Linked DNA regions of Homo sapiens: region 1 is linked to region 2. A link is an interaction called in ENCODE POLR2A ChIA-PET data of the cell type or tissue named here. Cell type or tissue: A673. All regions are shown on one strand. Each heading gives the region's core, and the rest is flanking DNA. Links, peaks and the distances in the headings are about the cores only.

Region 1 (8,340 bases), core at 143-8,142, 57 kb after region 2:
AATATTAACAGAAGAATAGACTGAGATGAGGAAATAATCTGAGAACTTGAAGCCTGGCTCTCTGAAATAACACAGTCAGACAAAAATAAAGAGAAAAGAATGAAGAGGAATGAGCAAAACCTCTGAGAAGTATGGGGTTATGTAAAGAGGCCAAGGCTGTGAATCACTGGCATCCCTGAAAGGGAGGGAGAGAAAGCAAACAACTTAGAAAACACATGTCAGGATATCATCCCTGAAAACTTCCCCAACTTTGCTAGACAGGTCAACAGTCAAATGCAGGAAATGCAGAGAACTTCTGCATGATTCTACACAAGAAGATCATCCCTAAGACATATAATCATTAAAATTTCCAAGGTCAAAATGAAATAATTTTAAAGGCAGCTAGAGAGAAAGCCCAGGTCACCTACAAAGGAAGCCTCATCAGGCTAACAGCAGCTATCTCAGCTGAAACCCTACAAGCCAGAAGACATTGTGGACCTACCTATATTCAACATTGGTAAAGAAAAAAAAATCTTTAACCAAAAATTTCATATCCAGCCAAACTAAGCTTCCTAAGTGAAGCAGAAATAAGATACTTCTCAGATAAGCAAATGTTGAATAAGTTCATTACCACCAGACTGCCTCACAAGAGATCTTGAAAGGAGCACTAAATATAGAAAGGAAAGACTGCTACCAGCTAATACAAAACCACACTGAAATACACAGCAGTGACACTCTAAAGCAACCACACCAACAAGCCAGCATAAGGAGATGCCATCTCACACCAGTCAGAATGGCTATTATTAAAAAGTCAAAAAATAACATGCTGGCAAGGTTGTGGAGGAAAGGTAAAGGTAGCTAACACCACCATGACAGGATCAAATCTACACATGTCAATACTAACCTTGAATATAAAAGTTTAAATGCCCCCACTTAAAAGGGACAGAGTAGCAAGCTGGATAAAAAAGCAAGACCTAATGGTATGCTGTCTTTAAGAGATCCATCTCACATGTAATTACACCCACAGGCTCAAAATAAAGGAACGGAGGAAAATATACCACACAAAATGGAAAACAGAAAAAAGCAGGGGTTGCAATCCTAATTTCAGAATTAAACTTTAAACCAACAAAGGTCAAAAAAGACAAAGAAGGGCATTACATAATGATGAAGGAGTCAATTCAACAAGAAGACCTAACTATCTTAAATATATACGCACCCAACATAGGAGTACCCAGAGTCATAAAGCAAATACTTAGAGATTTACAAAGAGATGTAGACCTCCACATAATAATAGTGGGAGACTTCAACACTCAACTGACAGTATTAGACAGATCATCAAGGCAGAAAATTTACAAAGATACTCAGGACCTGAACTCAACATTAGATCAAATGTATCTGATAGACCTTTACAGGACTCTCTACTGAAAAACAACAGAATATACATTCTTCTCATCGCCATGTGGCACATACTCTGAAACTGACCACATAATTGAACATAAAATAATCCTCAGCAAATGAAAAATAACCAAGATCACACCAAACACACTCTTGCACCACAGTGCCATAAAAATAGACTAAAAAAATTGCTCAAAATCATGCAATTACATGGAAATCAAACATGTTCCTGCTGCATGACTTTTGGGTAAATAATGAAATTAAGGCAGAAATCAAAAAGTTCTTCGAAATTAATGAGAACAAAGATACAACATACCAGAATCTCTGGGACACAGCTAAGGGAGTGTTAAAAGGGGAATTCATAGCGCTAAATGCTCACATCAAAACATTAGAAAGATCTCAAATTAACAATCTAACATCACAATTGAAAGAATTCAAGAAGCAAGAACAAATCAACCCCAAAGCTAGCAGAAGAGAAGAAATAACCAAAATCAGAGCTGAATGGGAGGAAAGTGAGACATGAAAAGCCATTCAAAAGATCAGTGAATCCAGAAGTTTTTTTTTGTTTGTTTTCGTCTTTTCTTTTTTTTTTTTTTGAGATGGAGTCTCTCTCTTTCGCCCAGGCTGGAGTGCAGTGCCCCAATCTCGGCTCACTGCAAGCTCCGCCTCTCGGGTTCACGCCATTCTCCTGCCTCAGCCTCCCTGGTAGCTGGGACTATAGGCACCCGCCACCACACCCAGCTAACTTGTATTTTTAGTAGAGACGGGGTTTCATGTGTTAGCCAGGATGGTCTTGATCTCCTGACCTTGGGATTCGCCCACCTCAGCCTCCCAAAGTGCTGGGATTACAGGCATTTGTTTTTTGAAAATATTAATAAGATAGGCCACTAGCTAGAGTTACAAAGAAGAAAAGAGAGAAGATCTACATAAACACAATTAGAAATGATGATGGAGATTTTACCATTTACCCCACAGAAATAAAAATAACTATTAGAAACAACTATGAATGCCTTTGTGCACACAAACAAGAGAACCTAGAAAAGATGGATAAATTCCTGGACACATACATTCCCAAGACTGAACCAGGAAGAAATACATTCCCTGAACAGACCAATAATGAGCTGTAAAGTTGAATCAGTAACAAATAGCCTACCAACTGAAAAAGCCCAGAACCAGATGGATTCACAGCTGAATTCTACCAGATGTAGATCTGGTAAAATCATACTAGCTCTACAAAGAAGAGCTAGTACCATTCCTATTGGAACTATTCCTAAAAATTGAGGAGAAGGGACTCCTCCCCAACTCATTCTATGATGCCAGCATCATCCTGATACCAAAACCTGGCAGAGACACAACAGAGAAAGCAAGCTTCAGGCCAGTATCCATGATGAACATTGATGGAAAAATCCTAAACAAAATGCTTGCAAACTGAATCTAGCAGCACGTCAAACAGCTAATCCACTATGATCAAGTAGGCTTTATTTCTGGGATGCAAGGTTGGTTCAACATATGCAAATCAATAAATGTGATTCATCACAAAAACAGAACTAAAGACAAAAACCATGCGGTTGTCTCCGTAGATGCAGAAAAGGCCTTAGATATAATTCGACAATGCTTCATGTTAAAAACTCTCAGTCTCAGCCTCTGTTAACCATCCTTCTACTCTCTATCTCCATGAGTTCAGTTGTGTTAAGTTTTAGCTCCCACAAATAAATGAGAACCCATTGTTTGTCTTTCTGTGCCTGGCTTATTTCACTTAACAAAATCACCTCCAGTTCCATCCATGTTGTTGCAAATGACAGGATCTCATTCCTTTTATGGCCTAATAGTACTCAATTATGTGTATATACCACATTTTCTTTATCCATTCGTCTGTTGATGGACACTTAGTTTGCTTCCAAACTTGGCTACTGTGAGCAGTGCTGCAACAAACATGGTAATGCAGAGCTCTCCTTTTTTTTTTTTTTTTTGAGACACGGTCTCGCTCTGTTGCCCAGGCTGGAGTGCTGTGGCACAATCTCAGCTCATTGCAACCTCCGCCTCTCGAGTTCAAGCAATTCTCCTGCCTCAGCCTCCTGAGTAGCTGGGATTACAGGCATGCACCACCACGCCCAGCTAATTTTTTTGTATTTTTAGTAGAGATAGGATTTCACCATGTTGGTCAGGCTGGTCTCAAACTCCTGACCTCATGATCCGCCCTCCTTGGCCTCCCAAAGTGCTGGGATTACAGGCATGAGCCACCGCGCCTGGCCCAGATATGTCTTTAATATACTGAATTCAGCGTCCAGAGTGCTCACCATTACACCATGGAACCTCTCTTAGATATGATAATATCTTTTCTTTTGGTTATATACCTAGCAATGTGATTGCTAGTTCATGTGGTAGCTCTATTTTTAGTTTGTGTGTGTGTGTGACCTCCAAACTGTTCTGCATTGTCGTTGTACTAATTTACAATTCTCGCCAACAGTGTATGAGGGGTCCTTTTTCTCCACACCCTTGCTAGCATTCATTATTGCCTGTCTTTTAGATAAAAGCCATTTTAACTGGGGTGAGGTGATACCTCATTGTAGTTTCAATTTGCATTTCTCTGATGATCAGTGATGTCAAGCGCATTTTCATATGCCTGTTTGCCATTTGTATGTTATCTTTTGAGAAATGTCTATTCAGATCCTTTTTCCCATTTTGAAATTGGATTATTAGATATTTTTCATATAGAGTTGTTTGAGCTCCTTTTATATTCTGATTATTAATCCCTTGTGAAACGGGTAGTTTGAAAATATTTTCTTCCATTTTGTGGGTTTTCTTTTTACTTTGTTGATTGTCTTCAGTGATATGCAAAAGCTTTTTAGCTTGATGTGATCTTGTTTGTTCTTTTTTGCTTTGGTTGCCTGTGCTTTTGGGCTATTACTCAAGAAAATTTTGCCCAGACCATTGTCCTGGAAAGTTTTCTTGGTATTTTCTTGTGGTAGTTTCAGAGTTTGGGGTCTTAGATTTAAGCCTGTAATTCATTTGGATTTGATTTTTGCATATGGGAAAGATACGGGTCTAGTTTCATTCTTCTGCATGTGGATATTCAGTTTTCCCAGCACCGTTTATTGAAGAGACTGTCCTTTCTCCAATGTATGTTCCTTGGCACCTTTGTTAAAAATAAGTTCACTGTAGAAGTATGGATTTGTTTCTGTTTCTCTGTTTTATTTCATTGGTCTATGCATTTGTTTTTATACTCATACCATGCTGTTTTGGTTAGTATAGCTCTGTAACATAAATTGAAGTCTGGTAATATGTTTCCTCCTGTTTTTTTCTTTTTGCTTAGGATAGTGATGATTTGGCTGTGTCCCCATCCAAATCTCATTGTGAATTGTAGTTCCCATAATCCCCACATGTCATGTGAGGGACCCAGTGGGGGGTAATTGAATCATGGGTTCAGTTATCCCCATGCTGTTCTCATGATAGTTAATTCTCATGAAAACTGATGGTTTTATAAGGGGCTTTTCCCTGTTTGCTCAGCACTTTTCTCTTCTGCTGTCTTGTGAAGAAGGATGTGTTTACTTCCCCTTCCACCATGATTGTAAGTTTCCTGAGGCCTTCCCAGCCATGCAGAACTGTGAGTCAATTAAACCTCTTCCTTTATAAATTACCCAGTCTTGGATATTTCTTCATAGCAGCATAAGAATGGACTAATACAGAAATTGGTACCACAGGAAGTGGGGTGCTGCAGTAAAGATACCTGAGAATGTAGAAGTGACTTTGGAACTGGGTAATGGGTAGAGGTTGGAACAGTTTGGAGGGCTCAGAAGAAGACAGGAAAATGTGGAAAAGTTTGGAACTTCCTAGAGACTTGGCGGGTTCAGAAGACAGGAAGATGTGGGAAACTTTGGAATTTCCTAGAGACTCGTTGAATGGCTTTGACCAAAATGCTGATAGTGATATGGACAATAAAGTCCAGGCTGAGGTGGTCTCATATGGAGATGAGAAACTTGTTGGAAACTGGAATAAAGGTGATCCTTGCTATACTTTAGCAAAGAGACTGGTGGCATTTTGCCCCAGCCCTAGAGATCTGTGGAACTTATTACTTGAGAAAGATGATTTAGGGTATCTGGCAGGAGAAGTTTCTAAGCGGCAAAGCATTCAAGAGGAAGCAGAACATAAAAATTTGGAAAATTTGCAGCCTTATAATGTGATAGAAAAGAAAAATCCATTTTCTAAGGAGAAATTCAAGGCCACTGCATAAATTTGCATAAGTAACAAGGAGCCAAATGTTAATTGCCAAGACAATGGGGAAATGTCTCCAGGGCATGTCAGAGACCTTCATGGCAGCCCCTCCCGTTACAGGTCCAGAGGCCTAGGAGAGAAAACTGGTTTCATGGGCCAGGCCCAGGACACCCTGTTCTGTGCAGCCTTGGGACATAGTGCACAGCATCTCAGCTGCTTCAGCTCCAGCCATGGCTAAAAGGGGCCAAGGCACAGCTTGAGGCATTACTTCAGAGGGTGCAAGCCCCAAGCCTCAGCAGCTTACACGTGGTGTTGAGCCTGTGGGTGCACAGAAGTCAAGAATTGAGGTTTAGGAACCTCTGCCTAGATTTCAGAGCATGTATGGAAATGCCTGGATGTCCAGGCAGAAGTTTGCTTCAGGGGCATAGTCCTGTTGGAGAACTTCTGCTAGGGCAGTGTGGAAGGGAGATATGGAGTTGGAACCCCAACATGGAGTCCCCACTAGGGCACTGCCTAGTGGAGCTGTGAGAGGAAGGCCACTGTCCTTTAGACCCCAGAATGGTAGATCCACCAGCAGCTTGTACTATGTGCCTGGAAAGGCCACAGACACTCAATGCAAGCCTGTGAAAGCAACCAAGAGGAGGGTTGTACTCTGCAAAGCCACAGAAGTGCAGCTGCCCAAGGCCATGGGAGCCCACCTTTTGCATCAGCATGACCTGGATGTGAGACATGGAGTCAAAGGAGATCATTTTGGAACTTGAAGGTTTGGTGACTGCCCTGTTGGATTTCAGACTTGTGTGGGGCCTGTAGCCCCCTTGTTTTGGCCAATATCTCCCATTTGGAATGGGTGTATTTGCCCAGTGCCTGTATCCCCATTGTATTTGGGAATTAACTAACTTGCTTTTGATTTTGCAGGCTCATAGGTGGAAGGGACTTGCCTTCTCTTAGATGAAACTTCAGACTTGGATTTTTGGGTTAACACTAAAATGAGCTAAAACTTTGGGGGGCTTTTGGAAAGGCAAAATTGTGTTTTGAAATGTGAGGACATGAGATTTGAGAGGGGACAGGGTCAGAATGATATGGTTGGGCTGTGTCCCCACCCAAATCTCATGGTGAATTTTTAGTTCCGATAATCCCCATGTGTTGGAGGGATCCAGTAGGAGGTAATTGAATAATGGGAGCAGTTACCCCTATGCTGTTCTTGTGATAGTGAGTGAGTTCTCAGGAGATCTGATGGTTTTATAAGGGGCTTTTCCTCCTTTGCTCGGCACTTCTCTCCCCTGCTGCCTTGTGAAGGAAGATGTGTTTGCTTCCCCTTCTGCCATGATTGTAAGTTTCCTGAGGCCTTCCTAGCCATGCAGAACTGTGAGTCAATTAAACCTCTTTTCATTATAAATTACCCAGTCTTGGGTATTTCTTCATAGCAGCATTAGAATGGACTAATACAGACAGCTTTGGCTATTCTGGGTCTTTTGAGCTTCCATATACATTTTAGGATTGTTTTTCCTATTTCTGTGAAGCATGTTATTGACATTTTGATAGGGATTACATTGAATTTGTGGATTGCTTTGAGTAATATGGATATTTTGACAATATTGATTCAATATTGATTCTTCCACTTGATGAACATGGAATATATGTTCATTTTTTTGGTGTCCTTTTCAATTTCTTTCATGAGTGTTTTATAGTTTTCATTCCAGAGATCTTTTACTTCTTTGATTATGTTAATTCCTAGGTATTTAATTTTATTTGTTGTGATTGTAGATGGGATTAGCTTTTTATTTCTTTTTCAGATTGTTTGCTGTTGGCATACTAAAAGGCTTCTGATTTTTTTAAGTTGATATTGTATCCTGCAACTTTACTGAATTTGTTTATTAGTTCCAATAGTTTTTTGGTGGACTCTCTAGGTTTTTCCAAATATAAGATCATATCATCTGCAAACAAGGATAGTTTGATTTCTTCCTTTCCAATTTGGATGCCCATTATTTCTTTCTCTTTTATGATTGCTCTAGCTAGGACTGCCAGTACTATGTTGAATAACAGTGATGAAAGTGGACATTTTTGTTAGGTTCCAGATCTTAGCAGAAAGGCTTTCAGGTCTTCCCCATTCAGTATGATGCTAGCTGTGGGTCTGTCACATATGGTTTTTATTATGTTGAGGTATGTTTCTTCTATACCCGTTTTTTTTAGGGTTTATATCATGAAGGATGTTCAATTTTATCAAATGCTTTTTCAGCATTAGTTGAAGTGATCATATGGTTCATTTTGTTGATATGATGTATCCCATTGGTTGACTTGTGTATGTTGAATTATCCTTGCATCCCTGGGATAAATCCCACTTGGTTGTGATGAATTATCTTTTTAAATATATTGTTGAATTTGCCTTGCTGGTATTTTGTTGAAGATTTTTGCATTAAAATTTATCAGAGATATTGGCCCCACAGTTTTCTTTTTTTGAAATGTCTTTGTCTGCTTTTGGTATCAGGGTAATACTGGCCTTATAAAATGAGTTTGGAAGTATTCCCTTCTCTTCTATTTTTGGGGATAGTTGGAATAAGATTGGTATTAGTTTCTCTTTAAATGTTTGGTAGAATTCAATAGTGAAGCCATCAGGTTCTGGGCTTTTCTTTACTGGGGTACTTTTATTATGGCTTTGATCTTGTTAGTAGCTATTGGTCTGTTCAGGTTTTGGATTTCTTCCTGGTTCAATCTGGGTAGGTTGTGTATGTCTAGAAATTTATTCATTTTCTCTAG
Region 2 (8,340 bases), core at 282-8,281:
GAAAGCCAGCTTGAAAGAGACTGAGTAGATATAAAAGAGTAAGTAGGTATAGAGCAGTCTGCCAAGAAGTCTGGTAGTAAAGGGAGAACAAGGAAGACAGCATTAACTTAGGGGTGTGCTTAGTACTTTGAAACATATTTCAAAGGAAAGGGTCTTTTTTTTTAGGCTAAGAAGTTCCTAACAGTTTTATTAGTGGACATAAAAAAGAGCCAGAATGGAGGAAAAGATTGAATATGCAAACAAGAAAGGACATGATTGTAAGAACGCGGCCTAAGAGGAGGCAGAAGAGGAAACGGGGTCACGAATGCATGCGGAGAGCTAGTTCAAAAAGCAGGAGGGCCATCTCTCCTTCAAACGTAGGAGAAATGAGATGCAGACCTAAAGATGCCTCAGTGGTGTATCAGGATATCTCTTAGCTGCATGAAGCAGGAAATTGACTATTGTGGCTTAAATAAGTAGAGGTCTAGGAGGTAGGCAGTCTAGCATTGATATAATGGCAATAAGATACTGCCAAGGATTCAAGATGCTTCCATCTTTTCATTCTATCATGTTCCATGAAGGAATGAATGAATGAGCAAAATAATGGAAGGGAACTATCATACTTCCATTGAGACTTTTTTCCTTTCAGTGAAAAACAATGTGAATGATCAAACTGTAGCAAGTTGGTTAAATAATCTAGCATGTTAACAATTTGAAGATCACATTGCTTTTTTAAAATATGTGTATGAAGTAGGGATGTGAAAAAATATAGATTATGTGATATTGAGTGAAATAGAACCTTAAAATAATATGGGCATGTTTATTGCAATTATAAAAAATTTGTATCTTACAATATTAAGGCAAGGAGGACCATTGTATCTTGATTCTCATTTAGCTTTTGTGTTAAGGAGGGTTGGATTTTTTTCTTTTTTCATTTATTCTGTTTATAGTTCACTATAAAGTTGTTAAAATATATAATTACAAAATTTAAAAGCCCATATGGAACTTTCTTTGAGCTCATCTAGAAGAAAGACACTCCTAAATGCAAGCATGGCCATCAAAATATCATTGCATTGTACACACACACACACACACACACACACACACACACATACACGGATAGTCACTACATTCTGATAACTAACTAACTTCCAACTGTAATATTGGTGTGGTTCATGAAGGCCCCTTTGCCAAATATCTCTCTACCTCCTTCACAGGCCTGAGATTCTTTTTCTGGGGAGCAATGTTTTCTTTGTTTGAGGAGAGGCATCATGATCTTCTCACTACATGTAAATGATTATGTCTTTCTAAATGGAGAGTGTTAATATCTCTGAAGGACAAAGGGTGCAGGAAGGAGTGGCTGGGTACACTTGAAATGTAGCCCCTTCTTACTCATGCCAAAGTTGAATCTAGATTCTCAATTCAAATGATCTTCCATCCCTCACTTCTGAATGATCTCCCTTCCTTTTATTGGTGCAAGGAATTACGGGGCTGGGCATGGTCTTCTGTTTACCCTCCTACCCTCCATCAGTGACTTTAAATCATTCCAATGAAGTAAGTATCTCCTATTTTTAAGCACTAGAAGAGGATGTTCTTCAATATCCCTCAATCATACATTCTTTTTTCTGACAAAACTCACCCTAGAAATACTTCTTTAAGCCAAACTTCCTAAATTCCTTACTTGCAGTGTTACAGCTTGTTTCTTGTTGGATTGCCGTCCGAGATTAAGAATTCTTAATCACATCCCTTCAGAACTTTTATCTGGAAGATCTAACATGGTGAGGGATTATCTGACCCTCCTTTACTGGTGAGGCTCAGAAGTCTAACAGTGTGCTCAGACACCTAGTAACTCAGAGGCTGATGGATACTCCTTGTAGGTTTTAGTTTCCACATCTGAAAAATGAGGAGAGCAATATCTACCCCCTCCTCCTCACATGGACTTTGTAAAAACCCTGTAAGATAATGTGACTAAAAGTACTCTGGGAAATATAAACAAATTCAAGTTATTATTTAAATACTTCTCTCTTTTCCTTTGAGTTTTGCTTTGCTGCAGTTTCATCCTCCTTTTCTACAGCACTGGCTTTGCTGTAGAAGAGGAATGGCATGGCATGCTGTCAGAAGCCACACAGCCCTCCAGCACCCTCCCTCTGCATCTAGCTTGCAGCTCTGTTCCATCCTCAGCATTAATTTTTAGGTTTGAATGGATATCCTGGCTTACATGAACTCAGGTTACTCTCTTCCTTAACCTCCTGGTAACCTGCTAAATCCCTGCAGACACATTGTTCTCAATTGGGGGCATTTCTCTCTCCTTTTCTACTGACAAGGGGATATTTGGCAGTATCTGGAGTCATCTTTGGTCATCACTGCTGGTGGGTAGTGCTACTGGCATGTGGTGGGTAGAGTCAGGGATGCTGCCAAACATCCTAAGATGCATAGGACAGCTCGCTTCCCACAACAAAGAATTATCTGGTCTAAAATGTCAGTAGTGCTGTGGTTGAGAAGTTCTGCTATAGATAAAATTCAATGAAATACATATTCTTCTCCCTTCCCCTTCCTTCCTTCCTTCCTTCCTTCCTTCCTTCCTTCCTTCCTTCCTTCCTTCCTTCCTTCCCTCCTTCCTTCCTTCCTTCTTTCCCTCTTCCTTCTTTCTTCTTCCTTTCCTTTCTTTTCCTTTCCATTCCTTTTTACTTTCTTTCAACAGCTATATCAGATATAAAGGTATAATTGGTATACAATGACCTGTACATACTTAAAGTGTACAGTTTGATGATTTTTGACATCTCTACATGTAAAACCATCACCATAATCAAGAAAATGAATCTATCCATCACTCCCAAAAGATTCCTCCTGCCCTTTTGTAATTCTGCCCTCCTTGGGCCACCCATCTCAGCTTCCCAGCCCCAATCAACCACTGATTTGCTTTCTCTCACTTGAGATTAGTTTGCATAGTCTAGAATTTTATATAATTTGAATCATACATTATGCACTTTTTTTCTGGCTTCTTTCACTCAGCATAATTATTTTAAGATTTATCTATGTCATTGCTGAACTACTTATTCTTGAGGAAAGATAAGCTGATGGTTAAGAACAAAGGGTTATGACTCCTGGGTTTTTGGGTCATTAATAGACACTCTTTTGATGATTTTACTTCTTGGATGGATGCCTCACTTAGCTGTTCCTTCCCCTGCCCCCACAATCAATTTTCCTTATCACAGTCTTTAATACCTGGCCAGTGAACTACCTCAGTGGTCTTCTAATAGGAGACTTCTGTCTCTAATTTCTACTCCCCTTAACTTATAAAACTTCATTCCCTTTTTTTTCTCTCAAACAGAATATTAAAGAGCTAATCTGTGGGATACCAGTTTGGGAAATGGTGCCCTGACATAGCTATTTTGTTTTTAAAACTCTGCATTTCAGACTTAATCCATGTGCAGTATACACACACACACAGAGAAATGAATCTTGAGACATCATCTCTAATCAGCACAGCTTACCTGGTTTTTGCCTACTTTGGTGCTAAGAATCTTTCCTGGAATTATATCTAGTTAAGGTATCCATATTTAATAATAGGAAGAATTCTTTAACCAGGCACTTTGAAGACCATAAAAAATAGTTAACGATAATTAAACCCACACATTATTATGAGAAGTATGTAGATTTTACTACATTGTTAGCCTAGACATACTTCTATACAGCAATGACATATGGTTTTGAAGTGGAATTCTTGAATAAATCTCAAGTTGCTCCTTTCAAGATAACTGAGAAAATCTTGATTCCTAAGAAAACAGTCCTCTTTATCATCTGTTCCACAGTTTTCTTTCCCATTTATCTTCGTTATATAGGATATGGCTCATTCTTTTCTCTTCCCACACAGTCTTCTGTGGGGTTGGTCATTTCTTTATTTTAATGCTTATATCACTTTTCTTCAGTCAGTTATTGGTATTTGTATCTGCAAATGCTCCAAGTTCATTTTAAGCATCAAATATAATTAATATTGCTGAGGATGTTTTGCTCTTCTCCTGGCAACTTGTTACCTGGAATGCTCTCTTCTGTTTGTGATAGGCATTGGTTGTCTTGCCTACCCAGTATCCTCTTCATTTGGTAATAGTACTGTGTTCTTTTTTGGTGTGGGAGGACGCTATGTCCCCTCTTTAATGTGTTTAGTTAACGTAGCAAGATTTCTGAGAGGGGGCGAATGGTGAACCTAGGGAGGCCTAACCTTAGGTCCCTGTGTTCTCAATGGTATATATATCTTTTTTATCAGCAGGGAGATACCAGGGTTCGTCATGGGCAGCAATGACTACGATGGACAAGAAGATAGAGGCCCTAATCCTAATTTTCTGAGCACCATGGAAGCCCCCTGGATTCTAGGGAGACCTTGAGGAGAAAGAAGACTCCTGTAAATGCCTGACATTGAAATTCCTGCAAGTCTAGGAGCATGTGAACTCAAAATGGAAATTAATTTGATTTAATAAAAATAAAGAAGAAGAATTGTTTTGGCATATCCCAGTTTGTAGACTGAGATTCATAATGGTTGTAGGCACTTAAAAATTATCATCCGTAGATTAATGAGTTTATTGAGTGCCATCTCTACTCCGAACATTATTAGCAAGACTTTTTGTGGGTAAAGCAAAGACATATGGCCCTGCCTCAGTCTTCTGAGAACACGTAGCCTGCTTGGAGACAGAATATTCAAATAGGTAGGAGGAGGTTAATTTCTTACAAGGGGTAATCCATCAGGGTCTGATAGCAACTTAAGAGCTACCACCTGCGGGCGCCTATAATCCCAGCTACTCGGGAGGCTGAGGCAGGAGAATGGCATGAACTCGGAAGGCGGAGGTTGCAGTGAGCCAAGATCGTGCCACTGCACTTCAGCCTGAGGGACAAAGCGAGACTCCATCTCCAAAAAAAAAAAAAAAAAAAAAAAAAGGAAAGAAAAAAAGAAAAACAAACAAACGACAAAAGCGAGCTACTACCTGTACCTAATTGGTAAATGAATGGCCTGGTCAATGAGCAGTGAGTTCAGCTGCTATCATATTAAAGGGAATTGAGAGAAAAAAGAAAAACAGTAAGAATTTAATGTCTTTTGTTTTACTAAGAGTGAGTTTGCAGGGCTGAATTTTTTTAAATTTTTTTATTTTTTATTTTTGAGATGGAGTCTCGTTCTGTCGCCCAGGCTGGAGTGCAGTGGCACGATCTCGGCTCACTGCAAGCTCCGCCTCCCGGGTTCACGCCATTCTCCTGCCTCAGCCTCCCGAGTAGTTGGGACTACAGGCGCCCGCCACCACGCCCGGATAATTTTTTTTGTATTTTTAGTAGAGACGGGGTTTCACCGTGTTAGCCAGGATGGTCTCAATCTCCTGACCTCGTGATCCGCCTGCCTCGGCCTCCCAAAGTGCTGGGATTACAGGCTGAGTCACCGGCTGATTGTTTTAAGGAAAGGAGCAGTTTATTTCTGCAGCTCACCACTTCCCAGGGAGCCCATGCTTTGTGAGCCTGTGGTCTCAAGAGTTCCCCATCCAGAGTGGGGAGTCAGGCCACTGGAACAGCCTGCAGAAATCAAGCAGGTGGGTAACGTGCTCAAAGATGTTTTGTGCTTGCCTTTTCCTCGTCTTCCCAAATATGCAGCACTTGTCCAGGTCAATGTCAGAGGAGCTTATGTTCCTGTTAAGCAATAAGACCCAGTAGGCAGAGAATTGCTGTGGAATTAGGGGAATTCAGAGTGACTTTGTATGTCAGGGACATGAGCCTCTGCTTCCATGCCAGTTTCCAGCACAAGGTTGTTTGAAAGCCTTGCTTAAAAAAAAATCTCGAGGTATGCCCAACTTGGAGCTCTCGGATCTGATGTGGGCAAACTGAAGAGATCAGATCAAGTCCCTTAGTTCCTTAGAGATCTAGGCTGTGAAACTGGGTGACTAGGGAAGGGATTTGAGTCATGATAGTGTGGAGTTAGTCTTAGGGCGTTCTTGGACAAGACATGAGGTCTTTTTGGAGCTTGGTTTTACTGTCTTAGTTTTATGGTAAAATGGCTACAAGAATATGGGCAGAGCTTTAATCAAAACCAAACACAAACATCTAAATATCCTACATTAATACATTAAGGAGTGGTCATTTGCTTTACAATGATAGGATTGCCCCCTTTATAAAAATTCACAGTAATATCCATTTATAGGGCAGTTGAACTTTCATTTGAAAATGGAATTTGGTTTGCAGAATGTGATTGTGTTTTCAGCTTTTAAGGAAAATATCAGTTGTAAAAAGGGAGTTCTGCATGTCTTCTTGCTCTGTTCCCCTTTCATCCCTCCATGCACTCCTCCTTCTCATGAAAACTGTGAAGATAATGTCTACATGGTACTTAACAGATGTTTAAGATCTGAGCTAAAAATCCAAATTGGTGATAAGCTCATCATCAAAGATGTACTGGGGCTCATTCTCCAGTGGCTTCTGGATTGGGAGGGGAGAGACCGGGGATCTGGTCCAAACTTTGCCTCAAAATAGCTGGGTCCCTTTGGGTAAATCTTAGAATTGTAGAACCTTTGATTGGAATAAAATTAGGGATCATCTTATCCAACCTTCTTTTGATGAAAGTATTTCATCTACAGCATCCCCAGCTGAAGAGTATCTAGTCTCTTCACTTTCTGGGCCTAAGTGTGTTCATCCAATGAGAGGAACAGGTCTCCATTTGAATCAGGTCTGAAAATGAGGCTAGGAGAGTCAAGAAACTGGAGGCCAGGACTCTGAAGACTAAATGTAATGATATCAGAGTTTGTCAAGGGGCCAAGCCCTAGGTATAGGGTCTGAGGAAGACTCTCTGGGGAATAAAACACTACACGTACCTTCCCTCTTCACAGGTCCATCCTCCTCTGGTCAATAGATGGGGAAGAGTTCTGAGACTTTTAGACACTTAACAGTTTGACCTGAAGCTGCTTACAGATCTACCTCAGCATTTCTAAAGAAAGACAAAGTCAGGATGTCAAGTGAGCTCTCTTCATATTTGAGCTAAACATTATTCCAAGGTTGTGCAGCCTCAGCTGGCCTCTTGCCCTTTGCTTCACATCCTACCTCCTCCTTCCACCCTCCCACCCCCACTTCCAGCTTTTTTACAGCATGCAAACTGCAAACCTCAAGGGCATGCAGTTGAGTCTGGCTGAAATCTGCTGAGTATTTGCAGGGTTTATCTGAGGAAGAACCTTTGGGTCATTGTCATGGCAATTTTGATAATCCTGACGACATACAGATGTGACTGTTCAGGGCAATCTGAGAATGCCTCCCACTTTCTAGCCTCAGCATTGCCTGGGGCAAATGGAGCTTGCTTACTTGCTTACTCTTTTTTTTTTTTTGTATTCTTGTGCAAATAAAATAAAAAAAGAGTTCACAAAATTTCAGTTATAAAAATCCTGTGCCAAAAAAGTTTTATCAAAAACTTCATCTGGAGTTAGAAAAAGATTCTAAGAGGGTTGGATGAGTCACCAACAGGACTGGACCAATAGTCCATTTCTGCATATTGCTTATTTGTTCTCCGTTAACATGTCTACTCACCCTTTCCAATACCACCAACCCTCCCTACTCCATTCGGATCCAGAAAATGAACTCAAGGCTAGGGATCTTTTTCAGTCATCTCTTGATGCCTCCAGTACCCAGCACCGTGCCTAGGAATTCAGTAATGTTTGATGGATAAATGATGAGGTGGGCATAAGATAGCAGAGAGATTTGCAAGGTGACTCCTGATAAACAGAGATTGAATGAAGGTAGGGATTGGTGGTGTGAAGAGACAGGGGCTTCTAGGCTTTGAGTGTTAGCCAAAGCTCTTGAGCATGGAATTGATGCCATAAAGATCAATTCCAATAAAAATATACCTGATGTCAAAATGTGTGGAGAACTAGACTTGGAGAGAGCTTAGAGGCAGGGAGACCAGCAAAGAGTATCAACCTGTTTTCTTGAAAAAGTACAGAATGGAGAAGAAAGTGCTAGGGGAGCCTAAAAGAGACGTGTTATTGCAGGTCCATTTATCTGCCCAGGAGCACAGCCAGGAAAGATTCAAATGCCTAAAGAGTTGGGCACCAACTTGTACATGAATGTTCACGGGAGCATTATTTATAATAGCTAAAAGTAGAAACAACCCAAATGTCTATCAGATGACAAATGGATGAACAGTATGTAGTATATTCATGTAATGGAACATCATTTTTCAATAAAAAGGAATGAAGTACTGATACATGCTCCAGAATAGATGAACCTTTAAAACATTATGCTAAACGAGAGAAGCTAGTTGCAAAAGGACATATGTTGAATTTTTATATTTTTGTGAAATGTTCAGAATAGGCAAATCCATAGAGACAAAAAGTAGGTTAGTAGTTGTCA

Evidence for each region. ChIA-PET counts read pairs that join two places held together with the same protein. Peaks named below come from ENCODE experiments on the same cell type or tissue, not always from the same donor. Only the 100,000 strongest peaks of a DNase experiment are listed, where the experiment ranks them.
Region 1: POLR2A ChIA-PET joins it to region 2 with 10 read pairs; 2 of 35 experiments call an interaction of 5 or more read pairs at or near these places.

Annotation. Positions count from the first base shown.
Region 1 is chr2:48,829,083-48,837,422 of GRCh38, forward strand. No RefSeq gene overlaps it. Among named protein-coding and RNA genes, the nearest start is that of LHCGR, 78 kb to the left of the region's middle. In A673, for the core only: no CTCF peak of the experiment used is centred there; no DNase peak of the experiment used is centred there.
Region 2 is chr2:48,772,037-48,780,376 of GRCh38, forward strand. It overlaps STON1-GTF2A1L (STON1-GTF2A1L readthrough), which reads left to right. Exons shown (of 11, transcript NM_001198593.2): 11 at 4,244-4,483. The coding sequence ends at 4,279. It overlaps LOC105374594 (a long non-coding RNA gene), which reads left to right and starts at 5,329. Exons shown (of 4, transcript XR_001739460.2): 1 at 5,329-5,546. In A673, for the core only: no CTCF peak of the experiment used is centred there; no DNase peak of the experiment used is centred there.